Linked DNA regions of Homo sapiens: all the other regions are linked to region 4. Evidence: chromatin loops called from intact Hi-C (ENCODE). Cell type or tissue: PC-9. All regions are shown on one strand.

What was found. Hi-C counts contacts between places; a loop is a spot of excess contacts. Peaks named below come from ENCODE experiments on the same cell type or tissue, not always from the same donor. Only the 100,000 strongest peaks of a DNase experiment are listed, where the experiment ranks them.
Region 1: a loop joins it to region 4, with 9 times the contacts of the local background. A loop is called at or near these places in 11 of 110 quality-filtered maps.
Region 2: a loop joins it to region 4, with 6 times the contacts of the local background. A loop is called at or near these places in 11 of 110 quality-filtered maps.
Region 3: it touches region 4 in a loop (2.7-fold over the local background); 10 of 110 quality-filtered maps call a loop at or near these places.
Region 5: it touches region 4 in a loop (4-fold over the local background); 6 of 110 quality-filtered maps call a loop at or near these places.
Region 6: it touches region 4 in a loop (8-fold over the local background); 3 of 110 quality-filtered maps call a loop at or near these places.

The regions. Positions count from the first base shown.
Region 1 is chr10:3,621,617-3,626,616 of GRCh38, forward strand. The region is part of intron 1 of LOC105376360 (a long non-coding RNA gene); the gene reads left to right. Among named protein-coding and RNA genes, the nearest start is that of LINC02669, 120 kb to the left of the region's middle. In PC-9, no CTCF peak of the experiment used is centred here; DNase peaks (open chromatin) are centred at 1,825, 2,345, 2,955 and 4,585; H3K4me3 peaks cover 3,114 bases; H3K27ac peaks cover 4,245 bases.
Region 2 is chr10:3,634,091-3,639,090 of GRCh38, forward strand. The region is part of intron 1 of LOC105376360 (a long non-coding RNA gene); the gene reads left to right. It overlaps LOC107984193 (a long non-coding RNA gene), which reads right to left. Exons shown (of 3, transcript XR_001747330.2): 3 at 3,497-3,869. Among named protein-coding and RNA genes, the nearest start is that of LINC02669, 130 kb to the left of the region's middle. In PC-9, no CTCF peak of the experiment used is centred here; DNase peaks (open chromatin) are centred at 1,811 and 2,571; H3K4me3 peaks cover 1,581 bases; H3K27ac peaks cover 2,649 bases.
Region 3 is chr10:3,665,530-3,670,529 of GRCh38, forward strand. The region is part of intron 1 of LOC105376360 (a long non-coding RNA gene); the gene reads left to right. Among named protein-coding and RNA genes, the nearest start is that of KLF6, 120 kb to the right of the region's middle. RefSeq lists an enhancer at 2,814-3,315. In PC-9, no CTCF peak of the experiment used is centred here; DNase peaks (open chromatin) are centred at 2,952 and 3,252; H3K4me3 peaks cover 1,411 bases; H3K27ac peaks cover 2,926 bases.
Region 4 is chr10:3,759,778-3,764,777 of GRCh38, forward strand. LOC105376363 (a long non-coding RNA gene) reads left to right here and starts at 525. Exons shown (of 4, transcript XR_001747332.1): 1 at 525-713; 2 at 3,241-3,616. RefSeq lists enhancers at 1,304-1,403, 2,819-4,018. In PC-9, no CTCF peak of the experiment used is centred here; DNase peaks (open chromatin) are centred at 1,774, 2,314, 3,504 and 4,244; H3K4me3 peaks cover 1,936 bases; H3K27ac peaks cover 4,459 bases.
Region 5 is chr10:4,660,408-4,665,407 of GRCh38, forward strand. The region is part of intron 1 of MANCR (mitotically associated long non coding RNA); the gene reads right to left. It overlaps LINC00705 (long intergenic non-protein coding RNA 705), which reads left to right. Exons shown (of 3, transcript NR_015425.1): 3 at 1,292-2,012. Among named protein-coding and RNA genes, the nearest start is that of LINC00705, 6.8 kb to the left of the region's middle. RefSeq lists enhancers at 930-1,913, 1,914-2,896, 2,280-3,479, 2,750-3,044, 2,770-3,064. In PC-9, no CTCF peak of the experiment used is centred here; a DNase peak (open chromatin) is centred at 2,874; H3K4me3 peaks cover 531 bases; H3K27ac peaks cover 2,411 bases.
Region 6 is chr10:3,687,120-3,692,119 of GRCh38, forward strand. All of the region lies in intron 1 of LOC105376360 (a long non-coding RNA gene), which reads left to right. Among named protein-coding and RNA genes, the nearest start is that of KLF6, 96 kb to the right of the region's middle. In PC-9, no CTCF peak of the experiment used is centred here; a DNase peak (open chromatin) is centred at 3,072; H3K27ac peaks cover 2,481 bases.

The DNA.
Region 1 (5,000 bases), 140 kb before region 4:
ATGTAACCAAACACCACCTGTTTCCCAAAAACCTATTGAAAAAAAGTTATTTCCCACGAATATCTGTGCAATTTAAAACATATACATAAAAGTATATTAATATTCCTCACACTCACACCTTTTGAGACCACTAGAAAGATTTAGGGGAAAAAAAAAGGAAATTCAGACAAAAGTAGTTTTTCAAGCTGAGTCCTCAAAGCAACAAGTAGTAGCATCGTCTGATCACTTAGCAATAAGTTCCTGTAGCTCCTTTTGCACCAGGTAGTCAAGTAGGGACAACTGGTACTGCCAGGGACCAGGCTACATTTGGGGAGCTGACAAGAGCAGCATCAGAGTAGGCTTTAGTGAGGAAGCTCATTGGGTTCATGGCATGCAGCCCATGAAAGGGATGAAGCAAGAGGACCCCCTGGTCAGGGCAGGGCATCCATCACGTTGGGAAGAGCAGCCAGTGCAGGGTCAGGCTGGTGAACGGAGGGGACGGGCCAAACGTGAATCTCAAAGCAGAAGCAAATACAGGCAGGTGCAAACCCAAGCGCTGTGCTCGGCCTCCTCAATGTGGATTGCAAAACAACAGTATTTACTGGGGCTTGCTATAGACAAGACACTCTGCTAGGGGAAGGGGATACGTAGAGGCAACAAGACAAAATGCCTACCTTACAGAGAGGGTATGGACTAATTGATATGCTGCATAATGACCATTCATCAATGAAGGACCGCATATTCTATGGTAGTCCCATAAGATTCTAATACCATATTTTTACTGTATCTTTTACGTGTTTAGTATGTTTAGATACACCAATACCATTGTGTTCCAATTGCCTACAGTATTCAGCACAGTCATATGCCATCCAGGTTTGCAGCCTAGGGGCACAGGCTACATCATACAGCCTAGGCGTATAGTAGGCTATGCCATCTACATGTGTGTAAGGACACTCTATGATGTTCACACAATGACAAAATCACCTAATAGCACATTTCCCAGAACATGTCCCCAACATTAAGCAATGAATGACTGTAGCTGAAAAGGGTAATTTAACAACGGAAAGCAGTGGGTGGCAGTCAAGAGTTCTAAGAAGTCCAAGGTGAAAGTGCTCTGTGAATAGATTGCTGGTCTCCTATTTTGCTTTTTGAGCCCATCTGTGCTGTGCTTTTGGAAAAATGTTGTCAGTCCTAACCTCCAACACTCTCAGTGCATTTGGAGCAATACACTTCTGGTGAACAGAGAAAATACCATATTCTGCAAGTGAGATTTTTTGTCTCCATTCTGTGGTTATTCTTTATCCAACAAAATGAAGTTTTAGAATTTAAGTTAATGAACATTTATTGTGGACCTAGCTTACAGAGTAAAGGGACAGATGAGTAAAAGAGTCTTTGCCCTCAAGAGTTATGAAACCTGAATCACAAGAGAAGTATAAAAAGGGACTACCAGAGAGTTCAGATGAAATGAGGTGCATAATGAATGTGCCTTCAGTGGGGCACAGATGGAGTTATGTGGGAGGGCATGGGGAAACTCTTAATGCAGGAGTTGGCCTTCAGATGATCCTTCAAGTGGGATGGTCATTAGAAGGAGAAGAGATCCCCAAGGATGAGCAATGCCAGTATCTGAGGCCAGATGGCCCGGAAAGGCTGGTGCTAGGGGGAGCAGCAGTCACTCTGTTTGTCAGAGCCCAGGAGCTCTTGTACAGAGGCAATGGCTGCACCAGCTGGTGGAACTACATTGCAGGAAACCTCCAAAGCCACACAGGGTTCATCTGCTTTTCAAAAGGCAAAAAAGGACTGGTGGGAAGTTTCTGAGCCAGAAGGAGACAATATCAGTTATATCTAAACCAAAATATTTTTAACTTGGTGCAAGGTTTCTAGATAAATCAGGGAACTGGATAATGAGTCAGAAAGAGTGCCAGGAGGATGTCAGCATCGCAGAGGTGCTCCCTGCTAACATCACATCCTGCACTCAATTTTTTTTTTCTTTAAATCACTGCTCGGGTTGTGTGGCATGTAATGAGAATGGTAAAATGCTTTGTTCTTATTACTGTAATTTCAATAACAAATATGGAAAGAAACAACGAAATGGCCTACACAATAAAAATAATTGTTAACCCATTTTACTAGCTCTGTGGCTAAATTATATTTTTATAAATTACAGTTCCAGTGGAGGCAAATGTGCTCGCAAGTTCCTTGTTAACAAGGTCACCAGTATAATTTGAATATTTTCCACAGCTGTTGCTCTCACACCTAAAGAGGGAAACAGCTCCAGCTATGTAGGGCAAGTGAACGAGAATGCTAATGAGTCTAACAGATTGGTTCAAAATAGAAGCATAAACCTTCAATTCATGAGGACACAACCGTTACGAAACCAAAGCCGAGGAGCTGGTCTGTGTTGAGGAATTCAACACTGCAACATCGTTCGAATATTTGACATAGTTCTTGACCCAGGCTTGGCAAAATTTGTCCACTATAAATAGAGGAAGGAGGGAAAAGTTTATGAGAGACCATATAATTCCATAAACATGAATTTCACTCTTAGAAGAATCCATAAAGAATACTTTGAAAACATGCTTTGTGAACGCTCTTTCACTGAATTACTGTGTAAAGCGTTTTGGCAGCAGTATCATGTTCTATACAGCAGAGCTAAAATTGCAAATTCACAATGATACAAGTGATATTAGGTAATTAAGACAATAAAGATTTATTTGATGATAAGAATCAATGGCTTGATTTACCAAATCAATTGGTTTACTATTTTGTTTGTTTAAGTGGAGATGAAGTAAACTTCCATCACAGTCCTTAATGATAAATCTTTATTGTTGCTGCTCTTTTCCATTCTATCTGCGTTGAGAAACTAGTTTTTGGAACTCGCTGTAAGAGCTGTAGAATGGGAACAGGCTGAACCACTGAGTAAGAGGGAAACAGGTTTTGCACAAGACGACGTGCAAGTGGAGGATCTGACGTGGTTTGAAAAGCCGTGGGGCTTTGACTAACACACTGAGGCATGGAGGAAATGCCACCAAATTCCTACCAAAGCACACTCTGAACATCGACATTATACTAAAGCGAATAATAAATAAGGGGCAAGAACTTGCAGGCACTGCCCATTTGCATTAAAGTCTGACAAATTCCTGCTCCCAAAGAATTCCTCAGGAAATGCATTGAGATGATGATTCTCAGATCAATTCCCTAGCATTCAGGGGAAAAGTTTTTTAAAATCACAAAATTAAAAAACAATGTCTTTCAATACTCCAGGCACTGATTTGAGATGTTACACTTTTTGAAGCCAGACTCGGTACTTTTTGGTATATTGGGCTCAGAGTCTCACTGGTACTAAGCTTATTTGATGCTTTGGTGTGTTGGGCACAGAGCTTTCCCTGGTATGTAGCTTATTTGTAAGTTTCTATAAATTGTTGCAAGTCAGCTGTAGGAAAAGCAGGCATCTTGAGAAGTCCTGGTAATTATTCCAGAGCACTAGGCTTACATTAAAAAATAAAAAAAAAACTTAGCCCAGAGTGTTGTGAAAAAGACCAATGGAGATTATCATTTAGCTACCTAAGAAGAGTGTAAAGAAAACAAATTATTATCCTAAAATACTAGTGATGATTTACCTAATTAATCTTTGACAGCTTGAAATGTGTCCTCAGCAAACGGTAATGTGGTAGTGTGTGCTCAAGGAACACTAGATTAATGAAGCACAGATATAAAAATTGCATCTGTTAGATTATGTAATTCTCTCTGAGTAATTTTAATTACTGGGTATTTCAGGACCTTCCAAATCTTCTTAGAACAAAAATGTCTTATTTTATTTTTAAGAAAACTTACTTTGAGTTTTCCATCACGCTAAATATTTTACTCATCGAGACCTTTTTTAAATTATAAGACTTTTTTTTTCTTTCTTTGATTTTGGCAGCATGGGAGAAGGAAGGTAAATGAACATAGAGAAGTTATCTAACAATTTGTTTTCATTTAACATTCAACAAGGGAGAGATTTGTTTCCTCTCCAGATTTTAAGAGATTTAAATAAGGTCGTTTATGTTCAGCTCAGTTAAGCTACTGATGATCATTCTGTTCTCTTGGCAGTAAAGTGTCCTCAGCCTATTATTTCTTTAGAACAATAAAATAGCCCGGGCTGCCCAAGCCATCATCCTACAATGGGTAGAACCATGCATAGATTATTAGCTTGCAACCACACTTCTGCCTCTATTGGATCATGGCAAGGGGGCCTGACAGCATAGACCTGCTTCTTGATAGAACAAAAAAAGAAGGCTAGCCCGTTCACGACAAGATCATTTACTAAGAAAATATTCAATACTCAACAATTGCAAGTCTTGGGACATTTAGAAAATAAAATAGACTTACACTCCTTGAAGTCATCCCAGGAGAATTCTTCCGGTGAAGACTAAGGTGATCATTCAGCCCCTCGCTCGTTGGGGAGAGAGAGTTAAGTCACAACTGAGATGAGAACATTGGTCCATGGCATTGTGAAATGGATATGCGCGTTAGTATAAAGGGCATCACTTAGTTCATTTCCATCTGGCCAGTGTTTATTCTGTGCTTTTTGTATAAGGCGAGAGTGCAAAGAGGTATGACCAGTCCTCTAGGAATCCCTAGCCAGTAAAAAACTTTTGTCAAAACAGAGGAGAATTCCTCTTCTAGCAATGTCCATCTAGCTGGCTTCTGACTCACCTTCCAACTCAAAACAATGAGACATACTATGTGTTAAATGTATCAATATATACACACACACAATTAAAATCTGTTTGAAACTATAGGGCTCCCAAAGTAGAAACCTCAGATTTCACAATTAAGAAAACTGAACACCAGTTAAAATTTCAGTTTCAGATAAGCAATAGGTAATTTTTAGTTCATGTATGTTCCAAATATAGCATGGGACACGTGTCAAAAGTTATTAATTGTCTCTCTGACGTTTCAGTGTAACTTAGTGTCACACATTTGCCTACAGCAAAGCAGGGAGAACCTGAGGGGCTACCATTCAGGACATCCTGACAGAC
Region 2 (5,000 bases), 130 kb before region 4:
GTGGGCACCCTTTTCTTCCCACTTTCCTGCCAGCTGGTGGAACGTGGGTGCAAGGACAGACAGCCAAGCTGTCATCTTGACCGAGGGGAAGCCCCAAAGTTGGGCACGGCAGAGCCTGGAGATAGAGGGAGACTTACATCAATCTGGAATGGGCCGGGCTCAGTGGCTCATGCCTGTAATCCCAGCTCTTAGGGAGGCAGAAGCGGAAGGATAGCTTGAGCCCAGGAGTTCAATACCTGCCTAGGCAATATAGCAAGGCCCCGTTCTCCACAAATACAAAAAAAAAAAAAAAGACAATCCTGGGATGACTACCTCCACTTCATAGACTTCATAAGAGTAATAAACCCCACCTTATGGAAGCTACTGCCAGTTTGAGTTTTTCTTATTTGCCATCAAACTTAATATTTTTTAAAATTTTATTTTATTTTATTTTAAGCTCCAGGATACATGTGCAGGATGTGCAGATTTGTTACGTACGTAAAAGTGTGCCATAGTGGTTTGCTGCACCTATCAACCCATCACCTGGTATTAAACCTGGCATGCATTAGCTATTAATCCTGATGCTCTGTCTCCTCCCAGCCTCCCAACAGGCCCCAGTGTGTGTGTTGTTCCCCTCCCTGTGTTCTCAATGTTCAGCTCCCACTTATAAGTGAGAACATGCAGTGTTTGGTTTTCTGTCCTGTGTTAGTTTGCTGAGGATAATGGCTTCCAGCTCCATCCATGTCCCTGCAAAGAACATGACCTTGTTCCTTTTTATGGCTGCATAGTATTCCATAGTGTATATGTACCACATTTTCTTCATCCAGTCTATCATTGAGGGGTATTTGGGTTGATTCCATGTCTTTGCTGTAGTGAATAGTGCTGCGATAAACATGTGCATGTGTCTTTATAGTAGAATAATTTATATTCCTTTGAGTATATACCCAGTAATGGGATTGCTGGGTCAAATGGTGTTTCTGCATCAAACCTAATCTTAACTGATTTTGGTCCCTTACAGGTTGATATTTTAGGTGGTGGAAACTTAATCTGGCATCCCTCAAATGATTTTCCTCAACTTTAGCCAAATTAAAAAAAAAAGAGAGAGAGAGACAGTACAAAAAAGAAAAAGAGAAAACTAAGGACAGCTTGCCATCAGGCTGGTAACTGTTTCTCCATTCAATCATTCAGGGCCAGGAATAGGGGAAAGGGTGGTGAGCCAGGTGTCCGGCTGGCAGGGTGGAGAATGGGCTCTTTTGTCACCAAATCCATCTGTAGATAATTAACAGCTGGCTGGAACAGGTAACCAAAGCCAGCCTCTTCAGATAAGGCCAGAGGTGAATTACTTCCACGATGAATGTCATGTCTGTCTGTGGAAGAGCGAGACGGAGTATAGACCCTGATGTGTTTGATGAAAGGCAGTTCGTGGATGTAAAATATGATTGTACACTATTACTCATTGAAATGGTTTGCAGCAAAGACAGATTCTTAGAGGCAACTGGCTATATAGTCTCTTTTTTTTAATAGCATATGTGTCAGCCAAACAGACATATGCCTTAACAGCTTTTAATTATTTCTACTGTTTGCTTACTTCTTTGCATTAAACATGACTTTAGTCTTTTGCATATTCATCTGAAATCTTCATTCCCTCACCCGCAGTAATAACTTCTTTAATAATTGCTGCCAGGTCTGTGGGGATTTTTGTAAAAACAATCAGCCTTTCTTCAAACCAAAACATTCCTATTTACCTTGAAGTTTTTTTTTTTTTTTTTTTCTATTCATAGTTTCTGCTTATCCTTCCTGGCAGGAGGGAAGTTTCGATGGCTCCCGCACGCACTAACTTGTTTGTTAACTCTGCAGTTCAGAGCAACCCTGTTTTACCATGAATCCCCTGGCAGCCTGACAGTTTCACTCACAGGTGTGTCTTGGGGCAAAGTCATCCCCAGTTCCAGGTCTAACTCCATTAATTTCATAGACGATTCTGAAAAGGGTTTATAACATGATATTACTAGGATCGTGTTGGTTTACATTGAATAGAAATAGTGTGTCACAGGAGAAGACAAAAGAGATTTTTTTTTTTTTTTTTTTTTTTTGAGACGGAGTTTCACTCTTGTTTCCCAGGCTGGAGTGCAATGGCAGATCTCGGCTCACTGCAACCTCTGCCTCCTGGGTTCAAGCGATTCTCCTGCCTCAGCCTCTCAAGTAGCTGCGATTACAGGCTTAAGCCACCGCCACCACGCCTAGCTAGTTTTTCGTATTTTTAGTAGAGACAGGGTTTCATCATGTTGGCCAGGCCGGTCTCGAACTCCAGGTGATCCGCCTGCCTCGGCCTCCCAAAGTGTTGGGATTACAGGCGTGAGACACCGTGCCTGGTCCAAAGAGATGTTTTTATGTGGTTCACCTTCGACCTTCATCAGGGTGACTCAGGAGGCACATTCTGAAGCCACTCTCCAACACTTAAGTTTTTTGCCAGGTATTTTTCACAAAGCAACGATTTGAACAATGAAGGAGAAAATGTAGCCTCGCAACTTCATTCGTAAATAATCCAGACTAACCGCACGGAGTATAATGGATCAAAGTGAGCAGAATCGCTCACTTTGGATGAGATCAGCCCTAGAATGAAAGCAAAACCGAGATGATGGACGGCGCAGGCTCCTTGGAGATCCGTGTTCATGACACCTGCAAGGACTGTGGGCAAGCTGCCAACCAGACATGAAATTAGCAATTAGTTGCATATTCTTCCGAGTGGGTCATGTGCTCCTTGCAATCCAGGCACATCTCTTTCCATCTGGCAGGGGTGTGGCGTATTTCCAGAGGGCTTCAATGCGCAATCCGGCAGCGCACTGCTGGGAGCCCCGGCACAGGACGCCTGACCACACTGACATACACATATTCGCGTCCGTCTTTCCCTCTCTCCACTCCTCCTGCCCTGCCTGCTCCCATCATTCCGACCTCTGATCATTTCTGTTCTCCAGACAAGCAGGATGAGCAGGAAAGAGCCCGGGCCTCTGAGTCAGAGGATGCCAGTCCAAACCAGGGCTGTCTGATGAAATGCAGATGCCCAGTTAGAGTGTCATTCCAGGTAGACATCAATTTTTATTTTAGTAGTAGTGTGTCCCAGTGATTAATTATTTCTTGTGTATTTGATGTTTCAGTTTAATGAGCATCCTGCATATTTGTTTAATATGGTTAAATTTGGCAAACTTGGTCTAAATTTAATTTCTGTCATGAATTTAGACAAGTCATTTAACATTGGAGGTTCTCAGTTTCTTGACTGCCGAGACGGGGTGAGTTGCTGAGAAGGGAAAGGGATAAGCGGTAGGATTATTTCCCAATGTCTGGCGCTCTGTTCACCAATTCAATACCTATTGTTCTATTAACAGATTCTTGCTGAAAATCTCCAGCATGCCAGCCAATGTGATCCATACAAGCCAACATCAAAGATGAATAAGAGGTATTCCTCAGGAAGTAATACCTTTATAGAAGTTTATAGCATTTTACCTTTATGGTAATCCTATGATTCAATAGTTATAATTTCTGCTTTATTCATGAGAAAAATGCAACATAGGGAATTAATCGCAAAAGTAGTAAGGGGAATGGACAGGAATGTATTTCCACAGCCAACCGTTTCTTACAATGCAGCCTCCAAAGTCTCTCAAATGACAAGGCAGAATGGAGTGTGAGCACTAAACGTACTAGGCGCCTGTGACTGGTAGACTTCCGTGCTTACTCTGTCATCATCTTTTTGCACATTTTAAGGCCTTCCTGAGTCCCAGAAGAGCAAGTGGAGTTGTGGCTAAGGCGAGCTATTGTACCATGGTGAGTTGGACATCGCTGTTTTCTCGTGGGAGCCGTTTCGAGAGAGCTCTCTGTAATGTCGCCGTGTCCTTCGCCTGCATACAAAATGCAAACACAAGACGTGTCATTAATGAGACAACCCAGATTTCTTATTCTTTCTCTGACCTTCCCCCTGCAATCCTCCTTCGATGGGATGCGGGCAACTTTCTGAAGGACTGAAACCCGGGGGAGAGGGGAGGATGTTTACTGAGCACATTACTTAGAACAAAAATAGCTGAAAGCTTCATGATATCTTTTTAGGTTATGTCAAAATGTCCCTGGGGTCAAAATACTGGTACCAAAAGAGTCACATGAAAATGTCATGCCCAGATGGAGCGACGGTTCATGCTTCATCATAAACGTTTGCCTTAGAATGCAGAGTTTTCCACTCTATTTATTTTTCCAAATTCCTTTGGCCACTCCTCCCAGCAACACTAAGTTCTTTTGAAAACAAGAACTAGAATTCCCCCCTATGAAGTCTATAAAACCTGCAAAGGGTTTAGAGATATGCTGGAAAAAAATGGAATACAAAAGGCTCAATACTTAAGTAATTTTATGACTTCCTTCTTTCCTGAAGAGCAGTCAATAATGCAACTCCTTGTGTGTAATATTGTAAGTTCCCACCATCCACACTTAGATAAGTATCAGGACCTAGCTCAACTCATTTATTTTGTCTCTCCATCAATATCGTGAGTGCATAAAAATATGGTTCTTGTCAGTGCAAAGTAGATGCATTCAGCAAGAGTGGGGTGGGTCCTTCCTCCAACAAGACTACGAGAGTAGAGGGAGTTTGCCGAGTAGCTGGCTGCTGCCTGGGTGGAGGAAACCAGGGGTGGAGAGTCGCCCTTTTCTATCTTTTCCATCCCTGGGGTTCACAGACCCTGTTCTTCTGTGGGTGTCCACAGGTCCAGAGGTGCAACCCTGCAGTGGGATGTCATAGGATGTGACCTTGGGCCTTGTGGGGAGACTCTGCCAGTCTGTGACAGGGATGTTCCCTCTGTGACCCCCTATTCCAAGGGCGTCTCTCTTCCTTTGTCTCCTTCATCCCCTTTGGAACATCTCCTAGGACCTAGGGTTCCTCTGGAGTCTGATGGCCCACTCCACGATGACACCCCAGCCGGGCCAGCCTCCTCCCCTTGTGCCCACATCCCACCACCATGGGTACCTGCCTTGAGCTGTAATCCCTG
Region 3 (5,000 bases), 94 kb before region 4:
GTCGGCCAGGCTGCCACGGCAACACATCACAGGCCGGGAGGCTTCAAAGATAGGAACCTGTATTCTCATAATTCTGGAGTCTGGGAGTCCAAGATAAAGGTGTCCTCAGAGTTGCTTCCTCCGGAAGCCTCTCTCTGCAGCTTCAGACGGCCGCCTTCTTGCCATGGCCTCACAGGGTCACCCCTCTGCCTGTGTCTGTGCCCTAATCTCTCCTTCCAAAGACACCAGCCAGATGGGACTAGAGTCCACCCTAGTGACCTCACCTCACCTTAATCACCTCTTTAAAGCCCCCCGTCTCCAAACAGTCCCATTCTCAGGCACTGGGGGACAGGACGTCTGCACATGGATTTGGATTTTGGGGGACATGATGCAGCCGAGCTGAGGTCCCAGACAATAGCAGCATCCTGCAGCCATGAGTGAGGTGGGCAGTTTCCTGCGGAAGACTCCAGCCCTGGCCCTGGGGCCACCAGACCCTGAGGACCAGAGAGAAGTGGTCGCTCTGTGCGTGCGGGAGCTCCTGGCTACAGAACCCGTGAGCAGAATACGGTGCATGTTTGTGACCTGTAGTTCTGGGCCCCTGGATGCTGATTATTCAGCCATGGTCACTGAAATACCCTCAGCCTGGGAGTTCTCATATTATCTCAACTAACCTTTGCGCACATCAAGGTGCCTGTCTCACGGATGAGGACACTGAGACACACAGGATTAAATAAACTGCCCAAAACACACAGTTGCTAAGTGGTGACCCGGACTTGAACCCAGTCTGGCTGACTCCCGAGCCGTTCCCCCCGTGGAGGAGGTCTCGGACAATGCCTGACTCCCGAGCCGTTCCCCCCGTGGAGGTGGTCTCGGACAATGCACAGAGACTCGGTGTGGAAGACCCGCGCCATTCCCACAGGCGTGTCCTGCTCTTTTCGGGACTGGCTGCAGAAGAGTCCCTGCCTGCAGCTCACCCAGCTCAGAGGATGCTGGTGAGGCCACGCCTCTGGCTGTTCCAGGCAGACCCAGCACCCATGTCAGGAGCAGCCAGTGTCTCCCCAGGACGGCAGATGGAGGCAAACCCTGGTGTCTGAGTGGCTTCAAATAGCTGTACACCTGGAAGCCTCAAAGTGCAGGGAACACGGCAGATGGGGGCAGGTGGATGCCCAGGAAGCTTCACCACAGTCACCTGGCTTATTTGCCCCGGCCGGGCCATTCACAAGGCTTGCTGCTGAAAAGGAGTAGGTAGGCTCTGCCCACCCAGCTTTGCACTGCAGGGCTGGCTCCAACCCACACAGGTAGGCAGCCTGGCAGAGGGGAAAAGCCAGCTCAGTCACTCTTAACCGCACTTGCCTGCTGGCTGCTGCTTCTTTTTCTTTTTCTTTTTCTTTTTTAAGAGAAATTGATTAAGCATTTTTCCTTTTTTCCCTGTTTCTGAAATATATTTGGAGGATACACTATTTCTATTCTGATACTCTCTCCTTAGAGGAAAAAAAAAGTTATTTTTCACCTATTGATGCAGCAAAACGGAACCAGAAGCAGGAGTTCCAAGCCAGCCGTGCCTTTCTCTCCACTTCCTTCCCTGGGTGCAACCACAGCGGCGTGGTAGTGACTGTGGATAGTAAGTTCCTGCATTGTGGCTCTTCTGCCCCGCGTCGAGGGCTGAGCTCCCTGCTCTGCCGATGTGCTTTGCCTCCTGGAAGCTTCAGACATGGAAGCCATGTTCTGCCAGACCAGGAGAAACCCCACTTTCATCCCACGTCTCTGGTTATCAGAGCATCAAATCCAAGTTTGACCTACATTACAGGGCAAGTCGGTCATGAGCACACACTGGACCATGACAAATTGATTGTCGTGACTTTATTGATGTCAAGGGGGATACAGTGCCACGATTAATAATTTACCCAACAGAGAAAAGCTTTTCTTGTCTCTGTGATGCCGGAGAGCCCAAGGTTTGATTGTTCCAAGTCCGAGCACTAAGGAGGGAGGTGCTCACACTTACAGCTCAGGTGAAAATCCACAGCAGAAGATTCCTGGTAGCCTCCTCTCTGCGTGCCCACAAGTCGTCGAGGCAGAAAGTGAAGTTTGTTCTCTTATAACAAACCATTTGGACAGACACTTGGTTTTTCTGTTCTCAGAATTTTTTCTGCTCTACCCAAACTAGGGGTTGGCGTTGCATAGGTACCATGGGCACTTGGGGAATGCCTGTTTCGTTTCATTACATTGAGCGGTGATAAGAAGATTCAGACACTAATTGGCATTTTCCCCTAAATCTCCATGGAAATGCAGTCTCTATTCCAGGGCACCATGTACTGCGAGGACTTTATACTCGCCCTCCGAGTGAAAGGAGAATGAAGGAATGAATACAGAGGTGGACAGGGTCATTTCTGTCCCATAACTGCATATTGTGGACATTTTTCTTTTCTGAGATGGAGTCTCGCTCTGTCACCCAGGCTGGAGTGTGGTGGCATCATCTCAGCTCACTGGAACCTTTGCTTCCCGGGTTCAAGTGATTCTCCTGCCATGACAGGCACCCACCACCATGCCCGGCTAATTTTTGTATTTTTAGTAGAGACGAGGTTTCACCGTGTTGGCCAGACTGGTCTTGATCTCCTGACCTCGTGATCCACCCACCTTGGCCTCCCAAAGTGCTGGGATTACGGGCGTGAGCCACCGTGCCCAGCCTTTTGTGGACATTTTAAACAGCAGGGAAATTAATCCTGAGCAATAAAAAATAAATAAATAAATAAATAAATCATGGTTTTTATTTGAATCTTAAAAAAACAAAACGAAACATGTTTTCACTTTTTTTTTTCCTTATCTAATTTGGCTACTGCTTCACTTTCTCTGCCACCTCTCTTACTGCAGTTTCAACTAAATGACTAAGCAAATTAGATCTTGAGTTGCTTTTCTGGAATGCGGAGAGTTGGAGAATCAGATAAAAGTCGAGGTATCTCTCTCTTCAGCAGCTTCCAGATCGGGGGCTGGAGCTGAGCGGGGGTGTTGTGCAATCCCGTACTGTTGTCGAGCAGGCTTCAGTTCAGGGAGACCAGGCAGGCTGAGGCCCAGGAGAGTGCCCCCTTGCATCTGCCCTGGGGGAAACTCTAGAAGGGGTAGAGAAAATCCGAGAAGAAAGGATATTTTTACACGGTAGGATTGTATTTTTATCCCCGGAGGCTTGCTGAACGCAAGTTTCTGGGTAAGTTACACAATACAGGAAAAGTAACTGTTTAGCGTATAGGTGATACGTGTTGGAGGCCAGAGCGCTCTGCAAAGCCCCGCCCCTGTGTGTGTTGTGTGGTCTGAAAACAAAGAGCAGGCATCACCTTCTGGAGGTGAGGCTGGCCCGGGACTCAGATGGCTCTAACTCTGCGGGTCGCCTGCCCAGAGGCTGCACTTCAGCCGGCGGGGAAGCCAGGATGGATCTTAAGTCATTCGATTCTCAGGCCATAGGTTGTTGCCAAACTGCAGCCTGGAAAAATAGTCTATTGATTTTCTGAGTCAAATAAAGTTATGTTAATGTAGAATTAAATAGATAGTCACATAGCTGTAACATCCCCAAAGATGGAAATACTACACATCAAATGTGCCTGTGGTCTCTTTGTTCATCTGTTCCTTCCTGTTCTTACTGCTATCAGAAAAAAACATACCTAGCATTGCTAAATAAGGCTTGAGAAACAAGCGTGTTTTGTAAATAGCACATCTTCGTACAAACTCATATAATATTTTCAAACCCTGAAGTCGCTTGCATTTTTCTTCGCTATTCACAGCAACTCTGCAAGATGCTCCTCACATTGGGTTTAAATTGTGACATCATATCCAAATTATGTCCCCTTGGGCAACTCAACTAAACTCTTTTCCCCGTTTCTTCATCTCTAAATTGGAATGATAATACAAGCTTCCTCAAATAAATCAAAGTGAGAATCAAACCAGCCTGGCCAACACGGTGAAATCCCGTCTCTACTAAAAATACAACACTAGCCGCGTGTGGTGGCGGGCACCTGTAATCCCAGCTACTCGGGAGGCTGAGGCAGGAGAATCACTTGAACCCAGGAGGCAGAGGTTGCAGTGAGCTGAGATCGCATCATTGCACTCCAGCCTGGGTAACCAGAGCGAAATTCTGTCTCAACAAAAATAAATACATGAAAAGTCAGGTTAGGTATGTGGGTGCTAAGAACCACATGCACATGGAACTGCTTGCCGCTGTCTCCGTTATTTACTAGAGGAAGACACTGATATGGCGCCCAAGCCTATCGCTGGTCTGACCTTTTCACACCATCACAGAGGGGATATGAGGTTGGACGTGTTCTCCCTGCCAGCCTTGCCTTCTTGCCGTCACAATCATCCCTCTAGATATGCCTGCAACAAGGACCCAGAGTCCTAGGTCTTGGCGCCTTTGCTGCCGCCTCCCTGGGAGGGGTCACCCGGCACACCGTGACCTCCTCACCTCACCCCTCTGTAGCCTTCAACCCCAACCCCCCTTCTTCGCATGACAGTCAGAGTGAAGAGAGAAAGTATGATTCAGATGTGTCTCTGCTATTCCACGCTCCCAAAGGCCTCCTCATGTCTCTGGGGGCAAAAGCCAAAGTCCTCCCACTGGCCTTCAGATGCCCCACAAACCCACCACTCCGTCCCTCTGACAACATCTCCTCCTGCTCTTCTGGATCCAGCCACCTCCTTGTGTGTCTTCAAGCTCTGCAGCCTTCACAGGGGCCCCTCCTGCCTGGAGCACTCTTGCTGTGTATCTGCGTAACTTGCCTCTCCACCTCCTCACCTCCTGTCTCCCGCTCTCCGTCCTTCTTCCTGCTGTTCCTTTCCTCCGCAGCACCATTCACCTTCTAACAGGCTGCTCCTCATGACTTCTGTATTTGGTCAGTTTCCCCAAACAAGAACGCAAACTCCACCAGGCAGAGGCTTGCACTTGTTTCGTTCTCGGTGGATCCCCCATGCCCCTGGAACAACACGTAGTGGGCATATGATCAGTATTTGTCGAATGTGTAAATAAAGAAAGGAAGTAAGGA
Region 4 (5,000 bases):
GTTGTGCCCAGAGAACCTTCTCTGTCTCCTCTAACCATGGGATAAAAGGAGATTTCCACAAGAGCGGCTCAGGGACGCAGCCCATCTCTTAAGAAGGAGGCTCTGAGAGGTGAGTCCAAGGGTGTCTGTTCTGTGCGATTTTGAGGCTCTGCAGGAAAAAATCCTTAGCAGAATCCGAAGGGATGGAGTCAGGACCAAGTGACTTTGAGGGCCAAAAGGGAAAGTGGGAGGTCCGTGGTTTAAGGACAGCAGAGTCAAGGATGAAAAGATGCCTCCTTGCGATAGTCCCCAGGTTAGTTCTTTTTGAAATGAGTTTTTAGCCCCGATGTGACTGAGAAGTAAGGGGCGAATCTGTGCAAACACCGCGTTGTGTCCGCCCGGCTCCCAGTGCTCCCAGGTCTTTCTGGAGCAGAGCGGTTTCTGCGCATCACGGTCCCACCATCTGGATAAGAGGAGGTCCCGAGCCTGAGCTACTCTGGGGGCCTCTGGGTGCCCGGGGCCAGCGTCATCGGCTGACACTGCCACCTGTTCTCATGTCCCTTTTTGTTTCTTTTCCAGGGACAAGACCATGGATGCAGCACATGGCCACAAGGCAGTTTCAAGATGCCCATGTCAGGCAGAGGATGGCTCAGTGGTCTCTAACCCACCTAACATTTCATGAACTTTACTCCTGGTCCCGCTCCCAAATTAGACACTGGAGATAATGGATCACTGTAAGCATAAAAGGGGCTTTTTGTTTTCTTTTACAAATATGCCTAGATAATTCTCAGATACACCTGAGTAACAGCACACGTTCTCTACCTTTCAGACCTGTTGAGGGTGAGAGGGAGACGGTTAATGAAAGGCTGTGAGAACGCGATGCACAGAGTCCAGAGAACTTTTGAGATCATCATTCCCACCTCTGAGTTCCCAGCACTTTTTTTTCCAAAAACCGTTTCATACTTAACTAAGGAATCTGTGCTTAATTATTAGCATTAAGGAGAATAGTGAAGGCTAATTGTGGCCAGCGTTTTATTCTTCAAGGTGCAGAAAAACATACATTTCCTTCCTTCCTTCCTTCCTTCCCTCCCTCCTTCCTTCCCTCTCTACTTCCTTCCTTCCTTCTTCTCTCTTTCTCTCTCTTTCTTGCTTTCTTTAGCCTGTGCAGGAGTCAGACTCTGTATTGCATTTAGAATGAAGATAAGTCAAATTTTTAATCCCTGAGCCAAACACATCGGGTAACTTTCAAGTTCCCCAGAATCTTCTGATTTTCACTTGGGTTCAAAACCACAGTTCCACATGCAGTTGAAGTGGCATTTTCTTCCATTGGCAACTTCTGCATTTGGTATCAAACCTTTGGTTATGCACAGAGCTGAGGGAGAGCAAACCGATTCTTCACGCATGTTCCACCCTTGGAGCACTCACCCCTACCTCTAGGAGAGCCCCTAAAATGAGCTTGAGTCCTCCATCCAGAAACGAACCAACACTTCTCACAGAGAAGATGGCAGGGCCTCGTGCATCAGAACCCCAGCCAATCAGGACTGCAAATAAATACCCAGAAGCTGGTCTCAATGATGCGCTTGGTATAGGAAATGAAAGACGGAACCAATGGTTTCAACAAAATGAGAGCAGAACTGAAAGTCTGCAAATAAAAATTACAGGTCCTTCATCACAGCTTTCCCTCCACACAGGCCGTAAGAAAACCATGCAGTTCTCTAAGAGAATGTTTTTTTTTTTTTTTTTCCAAGAGCTCTTGAGTCATCTTGGTTTCTGTCTCTTGATGTAGAATTGACTCTGAAAGCAATAAAATAGTAAAAACACCTCATTCCCCTGCTTTGCATGTAATGGACTAACCAGGAAGATAAAATGTCCCACTTCCGGGGCTCTTCACCTGACATCACCTTAGTTTGAAGTTACTTAGCTTGGTATTCTGGCATATTTTAGAAAGCAAAAAGCACCTTAAACCTTAACATTTTGTGTCATTTCTAGGCCAAACACTTTGGGGCTTTTAAAAAAAGTACACCAAGATAAAGTCATCATTGACTCTGTTGAAAGAAATGGTAGGCAAAAATAAATAAATAAATAAATTTGACAAATGTATTAAAAATTCAAGGCTAAATGGGTTGAACAAAAGATTGGAAGCCGAGGTAATCTGTGAGAGATCCATGCCCAGCTGGCTAAGCTTTTCATCCTTCGGTTCTTACCCCTGACTTGCTGAACCAGCATGGTTAGAAAATGTGGGCCACACACACAAACAACGTTGAAATTCCTTGGATGTCAAGCTTTTGATTCACGCCCATTCTGTAAAGCATTAGGAGGTCAAAGGTGTATGGTTTTCTGCACTTTGGAAAAGAAGGAGCTGACCATTTCCAGCCTTCAGTGCTCTCTTTCATGCTAATAATTGAGCTGGAATTCCTGAAGAATGACACTGGGCGCTGAGGTTCGTCCTGGGAAGTAGGGGTGGGGTTTGTACCTGCAGTTTGCATAGGATCCTCCCACTGACCTGCCTGTTAGAAAGGACAGTGGCTTCAAAATCTGTTTGTTGTTCATTTGTTTTTCTCCCCATAGAGAACAAGGTGAGTGGAGGTATCTTCAATGAGAAGAAAGGCCTGAGCTCCCATTCTCCTGTTACAAACACACCATGTCAAATATTTTTCGAGTCAATATGTTTTAATAAGTGCTCTTTATTTATTGGGGCTACAATACTACAGTTGAAATTGTTTGCAGACTTCATTGATTTTGACTGGAGGTCCCTGGAAGGCATGGTGGTTCCTGCCTCAGCAGAAACTTGTGTGGCAATAGGAGTGGAGGCCAGAGAGTCCTTAGGTCAGTCCCAAATTCCCTGGGAAAAAAAGGGTTAACTGTCCCTGCATTGAATTAACTGTGGGGATAAAACATTTGTGAATACCATGTACACACATAAAATTGCCCCTAAACAAATTATTCTGGAGATACGTTATTCTAGCAAATGGTCATTCGCACAACGCACACAGCACAGCTGTCCTTTCTGGGTTCGTATGATTCAGAAGGTCCCAGCTGAATCGTGACAGCAGGTGCATAAGTGGCCTCGAGCTTTTTCCTCATTATTTCCAGCAAACCCCGTCTCTGTCTACTTACCTCCTTCCTTAACAGCCTTTTCCTAACCAATTCTTTCTGCTCCCCTAGAAATATTACATTCTGCAAATGCGAAAGGAAAAGAAATGGGTATCTGCTCAGTGCCGATTTCAGAGAGTATCTACAAAGCTTTTCTCTTTTGCACAGATACTGCACTGAAGACTCGGAGGGGTTGAGCCGCTGGAGCCACGCAAATTCAGACACCTCTTCCGCCCCAGGTCACTCTACTCGCCCACGCTGCCTGCCACACCCATCCGGTTGTGCGGGACACTCCCCGCGTTTCTTCAGCGATTCTTATCGGGCTCCCTCCTTGTTCAATAAAGGTGAAGGGTGTGGGGTTTTCTGTGCATACGCTCAGGAAGTTGAGTCCCGGTGAAACGTGTCAGGTTGCCATTTCCCAGGCTGGAAAGATTTTCCCAGGACGGGTATGAATAGACGATGAAAGTGCACACTCTTACCCGGCTGCCCGACCCAGGTGCCAGGCTTCTGACTCAGGACCATCTGTGGGTGCGAGTGCAGGGAGGTGAGTCACTGCAGCCTTGCTCAGTCCCCCTGCAGAGGTCAGATCCTGGGCCCCAAAAGCTGCTCCAGGATGAAAGCCTGCTCTCAGTGAGACTAAAATCCTGGTCATTTGTGTTCTGCAGTCATGAGCATGTAACCCTAATGTAGAACAACAACTTAGCCAATGACTATTTTTTCTGTTCATGCCACAGTACCTGAAGGAGAATTGCTGCTTCTCTTAATGGTGCCTGCCACCCAACCCAATAGTTAGCATGTGAACGTCTTGCTTGAGATCAGCTTCTGGGTGTAAAAATAAATTTAAATATAGAAAATTCAAATAACACCCATTCATTTATCAAAGATCTCAAATGTTCTATGATCAAGGCAAAAATCTAGTAGCCAAACAGAGGGTTCCCTAGCTGGTTTGACAGCCACACAGAAGGATGGTTTGTACACAGCCACTATTTTTCTAGAAGCCAGGGTAGCTTATGTTTGGGACATATATAAAATACAAGGTAAAGGCTCTTTGATTTGGGGAGGGATGATGGGAGGGGAAATAAAGGCATAAACATGAAGTAACAAGGGAAGTCAAAAATTCAGGTAGATAAGGCGAGAGCTGACGCTGTTGCAATCCATTCTTCATTCCCCATACGTGAGTTGCCTGAGGTTTCTGAGGTCACAGAAGCTGTGATGAACATGATTCAGTAGGAAGCAAGCAGGAATAGGAGCCAGAATCCTGAGTTCTCCTCTCAGCTCTGATGCTGACACTGTGATCTTATTATGTAAGATTAAATAAAAATCGTGTTTTAGACACGTAGGCAGAGAAAAAGTCACCATGCTGAAATTGGCCAAGGGACTGAACAGAACCTGTTGCGTAGGATCTTTTCATGATTCTAAGTTCTACAGGAGTTAGACACAATATCTGAACGGTCTCAGGTCTCTATCTTTAAGATACTAGAACTCAGGATTGAACTGGAATTTGAAGCAGAATACTCTGTTTGCTGAGTGCTGAGTTCTGCCAAGAGATAAATTTTTCTCCAGCCTCTGCAGACAGAGGCACCCTGAGCTCCTGGGATCTGGGGCAGCAGCCTCAGGGCTGTCCTGGATTTGAACGGCAAGTACAGAATTGCACCCATCCTCTCAGTAAACCTGAGCAGTAGACATCCCCATGCCCACTTTAGAAAGAGGGAGGTTAAAGCTCCCATGTGTTAATCAGTTCTCATGGTTAGAAACTTCTGGAGCTGGCATTTGAGAGATCTGTTGGACTCTGAAGCACATCTGTCTTCTCATTTAAGCCCTGTTCTAGGCATTTGCCCATACAGGGTGTGAGACTGGGCTTGTCAGTAACGTCCCTGCACTTGTAGAAACAGGACAGAAGAGGCTGCTGGCATGGGCCACCACACAGG
Region 5 (5,000 bases), 900 kb after region 4:
ACCCAGCACACCCCTAATGTCTACTATATAGCTGTTTATAGGCATCCCAAAATCAATCAAGAAGGTGTGCCTGACACTTTGTAGATTTCTTGAAAGATTTCCTTTCTCTGCACATCTCTATCTCCCTCTCTCCCTCTCTCTGAGTCTCATCCTCCTCTTCATTCTTTTCTCTTCTGCCCCTTCCCTCTCCATGCTATCTCTTGCTCTTCTCCCTTCCTTACCCTCTCTGTCTCTCCCCATCTTTACTCATTATGGCTACTTTGCCTGACTACTCTTGAGTTATTTCGACTTGGACTAGAAAAGAAAAAATGAGAGCCAACAAAATGGAACAAAGAATTTGCCCTTTCTCCTGAACATTAGCATGTTTGGTGATTTATGTGTAGCTTTCCTAGGATAATATGAGACTCATGTTTACAGGGAACATGGAAATCTAGGAAACAGAGACAGAAGTCACCTTCCTTCCCCCCCACTCCCTCCAATTGCATCACTGTACTGGACCCATGAATAGACACCAAGGGGGCAGGCGCGGTGGCTTCCGCCAGTAACCTCAGCACTTTGGGAGACTGAGGCAGGCAGATCACCTGAGGTCAGGAGTTAGAGACCACCCTGGCCAACATGCAGAAACCTCTTCTCTACTAAAAATACAAAAATTAGCTGTATGTGGTGGGGCACACCTGTAATCCCAGCTACTTGGGAGGCTGAGGCAGGAGAATCACTTGAACCTGGAAGGCAGAGGTTACAGTGAGCAGAGATCACACCACTGCACTCCAGCCCAGGAGACAGAGTGAGACTCCGTCTCAAAAAAATATAGACAGCAAGAGCCCACTGTGGGTTAGGCTCTGTGCCTGCTGCCAGAGAGTCTCAGGGCCAAACGTTAGTATTCAGTGGCAGAGGTGAATAAGTGACTCGATGGACAAAAGTCATATTATAGCAACTAAACTACTTTACATGCTGGAAAACAACCAGATTTTGCTCATATTACCTTAAGAGATCCAAGTGTTTTTGTGAACAAAATAGCCAAGAACACAGTGCTGCAACATCTCCTTTTTAGCGAATTTACCAAAGGTGTATGCCAGATAAGAATATGTATATAAGGTCACTTTATATTTGGCAGTGGCTATGCAAATAATTGTAGTTTTGATATGAATTGATCACCGTAGCAGTGACCTCTCCTACTCTGTGGCCATGCGTGGATGTGAACTCTGTAAAGAGGGAGAGAACTAAAAGCATCAGGGCTGGCTGCTCGACAGGACTCCTCCACTCCGTTTGTGTTTCCTTTTCTTTCTTGCAGAAGAGCCGTCCTCTGGCAGATATGTGAAAGAACTGCCTATGAGGAGCGAGAGGCTACTTCGCACACCTCGCAGCTCAGGTCCCCGGAGACGGCTTTACAGGCACACAAGCCCCTCTCCCAAGCCATCTGCCAGGAGCCCCATGAGGAACACAGCACAGCGCCTGCATCAGAAGCCCATGGGTTTGCCTATCACATGTCTTGTTTTCTCCTGATCCGTGGCTCACAGGCTCAGTGTGACCCAACCTCCTAGATTTCCCCATCAGTGCTATTTGCAGTGCCCCCAAGCACTTTCCTCCACTCCAGTCCCTGAGCGCATGCCAACGGCCCTATTTTCAGCCACCCCTCTCCATGCCTCTTGTCTGTCTCTAGCTGACAAGCAGATTATCTCTTCTGTCCACTTTGTTTGCCAATGTACTTTGGCACCATTGAATTCCAACACATGAAGTAAACTGAACTGTGTACAACGCTGAGCACACACGTGGTTTGGAGAGCAGCCCCTTGTCAGGATCCAAAATGTTCCCAAGCCTTGTTGATATTTGGGTCACTGCAGATCTCTGAGTCCCCCTTCCTTTTTAATCTTCTTCCCCTCAACTCATTCTCAATTTCTCTCTCTGAAACCACCTGTGAACACACTTATGCATTCAAATAGATGCATACTGTTCATGCTTATATTTTTCTGTAACCGTCATATCTAATAAATACTTATCATCCAGGAAAAAAATGTTGTTGGGCAATAATAACATGCTAAATAATGGCAAGTCCATTATCATATTTTTGTAGCAGTATTTCCTTTACTTGTCACACACACTTGATGGAAAACTTCAAAAAGTTAATTTGAAGCAGTCTTTTCAGAAAACAAAACTGAGTAAAATCATTTACCATCGTTCAAAAGAGCAGTCCCCAATATTAACAGTAGCAGGGACCCATTTTGTCCACGGATGTGGTAGGTGGGGGATGGTTTGGGGATGAAACTGTTCTTCTCAGGCATTAGATCCTCATAAACAGCACCATCTAGATCCCTGGCATGCGCAGTTCACAGTAGGGTTTGCACTACTGTGGGACTCTAATGCCGCAGCTGATCTGACAGGAGGCAGAGCTCAGGCGGTTGTGCCCAATTGCCCACCACTCACCTCCTGCTGTGCATTCCTTACAGACCACGGACCAGTACTAGTCTGTAGCCTGGGGATTGGGGACCCCAGATTTAAAACGCTTTTTTAAAGATTGGCACAAGTATGCCTGTTTTTGCTGTAATTATATTAACTGCATATCTGTACACTATCCCGACTAGCCTGGCTTTTATTTCTGCTTCTTCACTTTGGTGACTTCTGTCTCTGTTTCCTGGATTTCCATGTTCCCTGTAAACATGAGTCTCATATTATCCTAGGGAAGCTACACATAAATCACCAAAGATCCTAATGTTCAGGAGAAAGGGCAAATTCTTTGTTCCATTTTGTTGGCTCTCGTTTTTTCCTTTCTAGTCCAAGTCAAAATAACTCAAGGGTAGTTGGGCAAAGTAGCCATAATGAGTAAACACTTAACAGGGCGTTTCACCCAGCAACTGTCTGCAGATAGCAGTTGCATGAATCATGCAGAACACGTGGATGTCTGTTAGTCTCCAGGGATTACCAGGCTCTGACTCAAGGGTGGAGTTTGGTTACAGAGGCACTTCACATGCCTCAGCAACCTGGGTAATGTCAGTTGATCCTATTATAGGCAGAGGATCAGCAGTATTCAGACCAACACTGTGTTCATTCAGTTCCAGTCCAAAATTACAGTGGCACAGCCAAATAAATCTAGGTGGCACAGAAAAAGCTACTTATAATAGAAGCTACTGGAAGTCCAGCTTAGCTATGGCTCCAGGCTTAAACAGATTCCCCTGTCAATATCCTATTTGTCACTCCAGGACGGTGTGTCAAAGCAACGGGCTAGGTTTCACCCTGCCCCTGCCTTCAGTTTCTTTGATGTTTAAATGCCTCTGTACAGGAATCTGTTTGAGAAACAGATCTATTTTTATTCATAATTACTTCTCCATCTGTCTCGGTATTTTCTATAAACAGAGATTAACGTCCTGCGTGTTAACCTATTTTAATCTGTGAACTATTCAGAGCCAAAATGTCTTTTTAAAGAGTAACAAGATGATATGAACATTCTGTTTCACAAGGCAGAGCTGAGCGTTACTGCAGGTTCTTCAAACCATTCAAAGAAGAATGGCTTTAAAAATAAAGTCTAAGGAGCGTTTCATTCACTACCATGAAACTACATATCAGCTTGATTTTTTTAAGCTAGCAGGAAAAAGCGTTCTCATGAAATGTTTAACGTGGATATTTGTCTTTGTGTGGGTTCTCCCTTTGATGTATTTGGAGGTAATTTAAGAATGAGGGTTTGGGACTGGTAGGGCCTCCATCATTTATTACACAATCTTGAATAAAACCCTGAAGTTCTCATTTCTTTAGGTTCTCCATACATAAAATGGGAACAAAAATGCCCAAGTCTAACTGAAATGTTATTGAAAGGATGATATAAAGTAATGTGAAAAATATATAAAGAATTGCCCAAATATGTGAAATCCTGTTATAACTAAATCTAGAGTCATTAGGTGGAACTCAACCATTACTACATAAATAAATGGACATTAAAGACTCATTGACTTCACTAAATCAACATCTGTTAAACAATTGTATAATATATGCCCTTGTGGATTTTGTGGCAAAGCTGAGGGTCTTTGAAATATAAGAAGTGAATGCTTGCATTGCTCATCTGAAAAATAATTTCTATATCTAGACATGTCCATTTCTAGCTATAAATGATAAAAGTTTGTTTCCTCATTCCACGGCTATATTTTTGTCACATACTGTTTTTTGTTTGTTTGTTTATTGAAACAGAGAATCGCTCTGTTGCCCAGGCTGGAGTGCAGTGCTGCCATCTCGGCTCATTGCAACCTCTGTCTCCCAGGTTCAAGCTAATCTCCTGCCTCAGCCTACCTAGTAGCTAGGATTACAGGCGCCCGCCACCAGGCCCAGCTAATTCTCCTGCCTCAGCCTCCCAGGTAGCTGGGATTGCAGGTGTGTGCCATCACGCCCAGCTAATTTTTTTTTTTAATTTTTAGATATGATGGGGTTTCCCCATGTTGGCCAGGCTGGTCCCAAATTCCTGACCTCAAGTGATCCACCCACCTTGGCCTCCCAAAGTGCTGAGATTATAGGTATGAGCCACCATGCCTGGCCTGTTTTTTAATACAGATAAAAACATACTATGAAATGAACCATTTTAAAGTGTACACTTCAGTGGTTTTCATGTATTCACAAAGTTGCACATTCATCACTACTATATAATTCCCAAATGTATTCACACAACAAAAAGAAATTCCATACTAGCAGTAACTTCTCCTCTTCCCTCAGCCCTGGCAAACACTAATCTAGTTTTTGTCTCTATGGATATACTATTTCTGGACATTTTATATTTTTTATATTAAGATTTCTAGCTTCCTTATCTTCGATAATGTTTTTAAGATTCAGCCACATGTTACCATGTACCAGAACTTCACTTATTGTGTGGCTGGATAATATTTCATTGTAGGGCTATGCAACACTTTATTTACCCATTCACTCTCTCTTAAATGGACATTTGGTTGTTTCCACATTTTGGCTATATTTGTTTTTGGTTTCCACATTCTGACCAAAAAAAAAAAAAAATGCTGCTATGAACTTTG
Region 6 (5,000 bases), 73 kb before region 4:
ATCTATCTCCTACCCAGGTTTTTTTGTTTGTTTTGCTTTTATGTGCTTCTATCAATTTAAGCTGGATTTTTTATCATTTGTGTTGGATATTCTTAATAAACAGACTGCATTTCAAAAGAAATCCTAGTATATTTTAAAGTATACTTTTTAAATGCTAGGATGGCTAAAAGAATCTATAAATCAACTCATTAGACAAATAGGTGAAAAAACTGGGCATCTTTGGTTTAGGAAAGAAAGGATCGGCCAAGCATGGTGGCTTACGCCTATAATCCCAGTACTTTGGGAGGCCAAAGCAGGTGGATCACGAGGTCAAGAGATCAAGACCATCCTGGCCAACACAGTGAAACTCCCAACTCTACTAAAACTACAAAAATTAGCCGGGCATGGTGGCACACAGCTGTAGTCCCAGCTACTCGGGAGGCTGAGGCAGAAGAATCGTTTGAACCTGGGAGGTAGAGGTTGCAGTGAGCTGAGATTGCACCATTGCACTCTAGCCTGACAGCAGAGGGATACTTCTTCTAAAAAAAGAAAAAGAGATGATCAGAGTACACATGTTGTCCTCAGCTATTTTAAGCGGTGTTATCTAGAAGAGGGAGAAGACGTGCTGTGGAGCCCCCAGTCATGTGTAGTAACATCACTAGAGTGATTCAGGTAAGACCTGGTGACAGGGAGTGTTGCCAAGGAAGAGATGCCTTCTCAGGGCAGCATTAAGGGCTAAACAGCTCTAAAGTATTTTGAAATTGACCAGCCTGACTCAATAATTTGAGCTGAGAATTCCACTGTGATGCTTCATGCTAACAATATCATCTACAAGGATGGCTTACCAAGAAAACTCAAACTCACTCCGCAGGGGTGAAGATGGGGGAGGAAGAGGTTAAAGGCCAAGTGAGAAAAGATTGAATTTTGAACAGTTTTCTGAAATGCTGCCATTGATTTATTAGTTATATCTGGGAGTAATTTACATCCAACCCAATTTCCCCATGGCTTAAAGCCACTCAAGAAAGTTCACATACCTGTTACACAAACTGTTGCATTCTAAAGTCATAGGCGATGCTTGTTGAGAAGTCCACAGAAGTGATAGCAACTACATAAAATAATGTCCACCAGAGAGTTGAATTTTTAAGAAATAAAATTTTGAATGAATAGACTTCTATAGAGTTTGGATAAAAGTCTCAAGAATTGGGTGAATTTATTGGCTATCAGCTCCCTGCAATAACCTCAAAATATCTTAATTATGAAAATGTGATGAATCTTATTATTTCAGTGGGTGATAAGACATTCAGAATTATTTCCATAAAAATAAGAATTATGGCAGCAAAACATTTATTCAATTGTTCTGGCTTACTACATGGTAGGCTAGTGGCTAAGATTTGTAACAGATACAACAAATACCAATAACTTTTTAGAAAAATAAAGATTTAATAGATGTGTTTTGTAAACAGTATGTAAGTAGATGTAGAAGATATGCTGTCTGATGTGAGAAGGAGCTGAAGGATCATTGAAGGCCGCCTCCTGTGTTGGCCCCACTTTATTAATGAATGTACTGAGACTGGGGCTCCATTGACTTTCCTGAGGTCACATAACTGATAAATGATCAAACAGTTGTAGGACCAGTTTCCAACAACACCGATCTTCGACATAAAAATCCTGAATTTTGGGATGGCGGAGTTGTTCTTCAAACTCAGCCTGTCTTCTCTATTTCTGTTCTGACTGTCTTAGTAATAATAGTAGATACAACTTATATGGTGCTGTCCTAGAATGCTAGGGTTGCCAAAACAAAATGGCTCAACCTGGGTGGCTCAAACAATAGAAACTTAGTGTGTCACAGTCTGGAAGCTAGAAGTCCATGCTCAAGATGCTGTCAGAGTTAGTATCTGGTAGGGCCTCTTCCTTTGGGTTGCAGACAGCCACCTTCTCCCTGTGAATTCAAAAGGCCATTTGCCTGTGTGCAAGGAGAGAGAGAGAGACAGAGAGATCTCCGATGTCTCTTTCTCTTCTTATAAGAGTACTTGTTCTATCAGATTATGGCCCCACCTTACGGCTCAATTAACCTTAATTACCTCCCTAAATTACCTAACTCCAGTTACATTGGGGTTTAGGGCTTCTCACATATAAATTTTGGAAGTGACACAATTCAGTATATAAAAAGCACCTGGTGTTTCAGACACTGATTAGTGGGTTTTTTTTTTTTTAATTTACTAACTTACATACTGCTAAGCAAATTACAAATTAATTTATGAAATTGATAGTTAATTAATAAATTACTAATTGAATTATGACAATATCTATTGTTATCCCCACTTACAGGTGAGAAAACGGAGGCATAGAGCATTCTAATAACTTGTTTATGGTCTTGTGGAGGGTTGAGCCAGGTTTTGGGTCGTCATATCAGTCCAGTCCGGAGTCCAGGTGTGCTCACCCCCTGCCTATCTGACCTCTCTTTACCCCTCTTTTGTGGTGTGGTCTATCACAACAGATCCTAGGGCTCGGCCTATTCGGCAGACTCCAGAGGAAGTTAGTTTCCTAACGTGAGCTCTCACGGGGTGAATCCATCTGTTCGTGGCCCCATTTTCACAACACGGTAGAATGAATGGTAGGCCCACATTCCAGCTCCATCAGCCTGCCTAGCAACCCTTGCCCATCATCCACAAGGCTGCCCCGTCCACAAGGCAAGCTCCCGCCAGGTCCTCTCCAGCCCCAGCCCCATTTCTGAACGTGGATCATTCTCCAAACATCCCGCACGCTGCTCCCCCAGTCCGCACATCCTCCTCTCCCTTCTTTTCCAGGCGTGGTGTCTCCCTTCCTTGACAGATTTTATCAAGATTCAGGGAGCACAAACCACACTGTCTTTGCTGTGCCCACCCACTGCTCTCTCCATACTTGCTCGGAATATCTGATGCACTGCACCTTTATGACTCATTTACATCTTATTCATCATCTTTTCAACTTTAGACAGAGACTTCCTGGAGGGCAAAGGCTGTGTGAATGTTATTTTTGAATGCCTAGTTCCCAAATTCAAGCTGGAATATACTTGACCGTCAATATTTGTTGAATGAATGGTTGCCCAAGTGTTATGGTCTGTGTTGAATGCATTTTTTTTGTAGCTAACATGAGGAAAGCCAATTGGAATTCAATTTTGTTGACATCTTCCTATTAGCCAGAAGCAGGAATAGAATCCATCTCTGTTGAGGTCCCTGAGGGCAAGGCAAGTAGCTCCTCTTGACGTGTGTCACTGGATAAACAGAACTCTAGTAAAGAGTTTGCTCATTTTTAAAAGTGAGAAGAGTTGCTCAGTTGTTCTAAAAATATTGTGTCCTTATTACCATTGCCTTTGGAATATATTTGTTCTGTTATTTATCTCAGAAATAATTCTACCTCTAGAATACATGCAACACAGTTCTATAGCAGAAGTAATAATACACAATTGCAGGGTCACGTTCATGTATAGAAAACCGAAATCTGTATCTATGGCATGCAATTGATGAATGTCCTCTCCACATGAATTTTATTGGCAAATAGTAATAATTGATAGCTGGGCAGTTCTCTACTTTTCCAAGCATTCTCATCTTTTTTTTTTTTTTTTATTCTCAGAGAAATATGTGAGGTCTTTGGGCAGGTGGGGCTTTGTTCTTCCATTCTACCTGTAAAGAAGCCAGGACTGAAGGAGCTTTTTACAGATCATGGAGCCAGTCTTGGATTAAAGAGCTTTACAGATCATGGAGCCAGTCTGGGAACCTCAGTGAGACTTTGCTTCCTCTACACAAAGCTTCCCTCATTCATGTAAAGCAAATCATAGAATTTCCCTTGCTTTAGAAATATATTAAGCTCTTAAAGATAAAATTCATATACAGAAAATGCATAATTTCAAAATGATTAGAAAATAAATGGCTATATTGATAAAGATGTGAAACAAAGTAATACTCTTGTTCAGAAAATTGACACCAAAAATTTAGTTTCTATTAGATAAAGTAATGGGTGAGAATAATAATTTTGAACTTGTTTTTACCATCATTTAAAGAGGATCCAAAATGTTGGTCAGCAATGCCTTCATTCACTCATTTATGCAACTTTGTCGTGCTATGAGCAATGGCACTTTACACATGGAAAATGCACTTGTTTCATGTATTTAAAAACCTCCCTGTACACCAAGGTGTAGCAAATATCACATGTGTAATCCATGAGGCAAGACAAAGATGAGCAGGCCGTGTAATTTGCAAAGAAAGTCAGGCTTGGTTTGTGTGCCTGATTTAAATGAATTCTAGAGAAAGGAAATCGCTCTTAGGCAGAGGAGAAGGCAGGGTGCTAATGAATAAAATGCTGGGCATCAACTTTCTTGCCTGTTGACACCATCGTCTTTTTGCCTAATGATCTCTCCCACTACCAGACCACGAACTTGGAACCCAGCAAATGTAGTAACTCTAGCGGACCATGCTGTGCCTGGCAGTCATAGAAGGCACTCGATGAATGCTTGTTAGTGAGATGGCTCATCTTACGATTGACATGAACACACCACAGAAATCCTAGCATGTGTGTGTCCTGGAAGGAGAAGAAGAAAATGGCCTCTGTGGACAGCTCCCTGCAGTCCAAAGCTACAGGTGCTTGGTGTGTTGCTTCAGTTCAACTCTGAACAGCTCCACGAGGACAGGATGAACCTCGAGGAGGCATGAACTGCAAGAGAGGCATGAATCGCCGTGGAGCAGATTGTGGCAAGTCTGTGTTGGAGCTCAAAACTCCTCATGCTGGAGTTATGATGCATCTCTTGCAGGCCACACATGCCTCCACTCTGGACTTGGTGCTGACAGCCACAGAGACCAGGGCTTATGCTCTTAGGACCATGGGGGAGGCTGCCCTTGCCCTCCAGGGAGACAGATATCGTGTGTTGTTTTCCCAGAGTAGAAAGAAGTGGCAACAAAATACTGAGGTCAACTTGATAATCTCACCATTCTGGTTGACAAAGATGAAAATGCAGAATTTTCAGAGTTCATCAGCAATACATTACT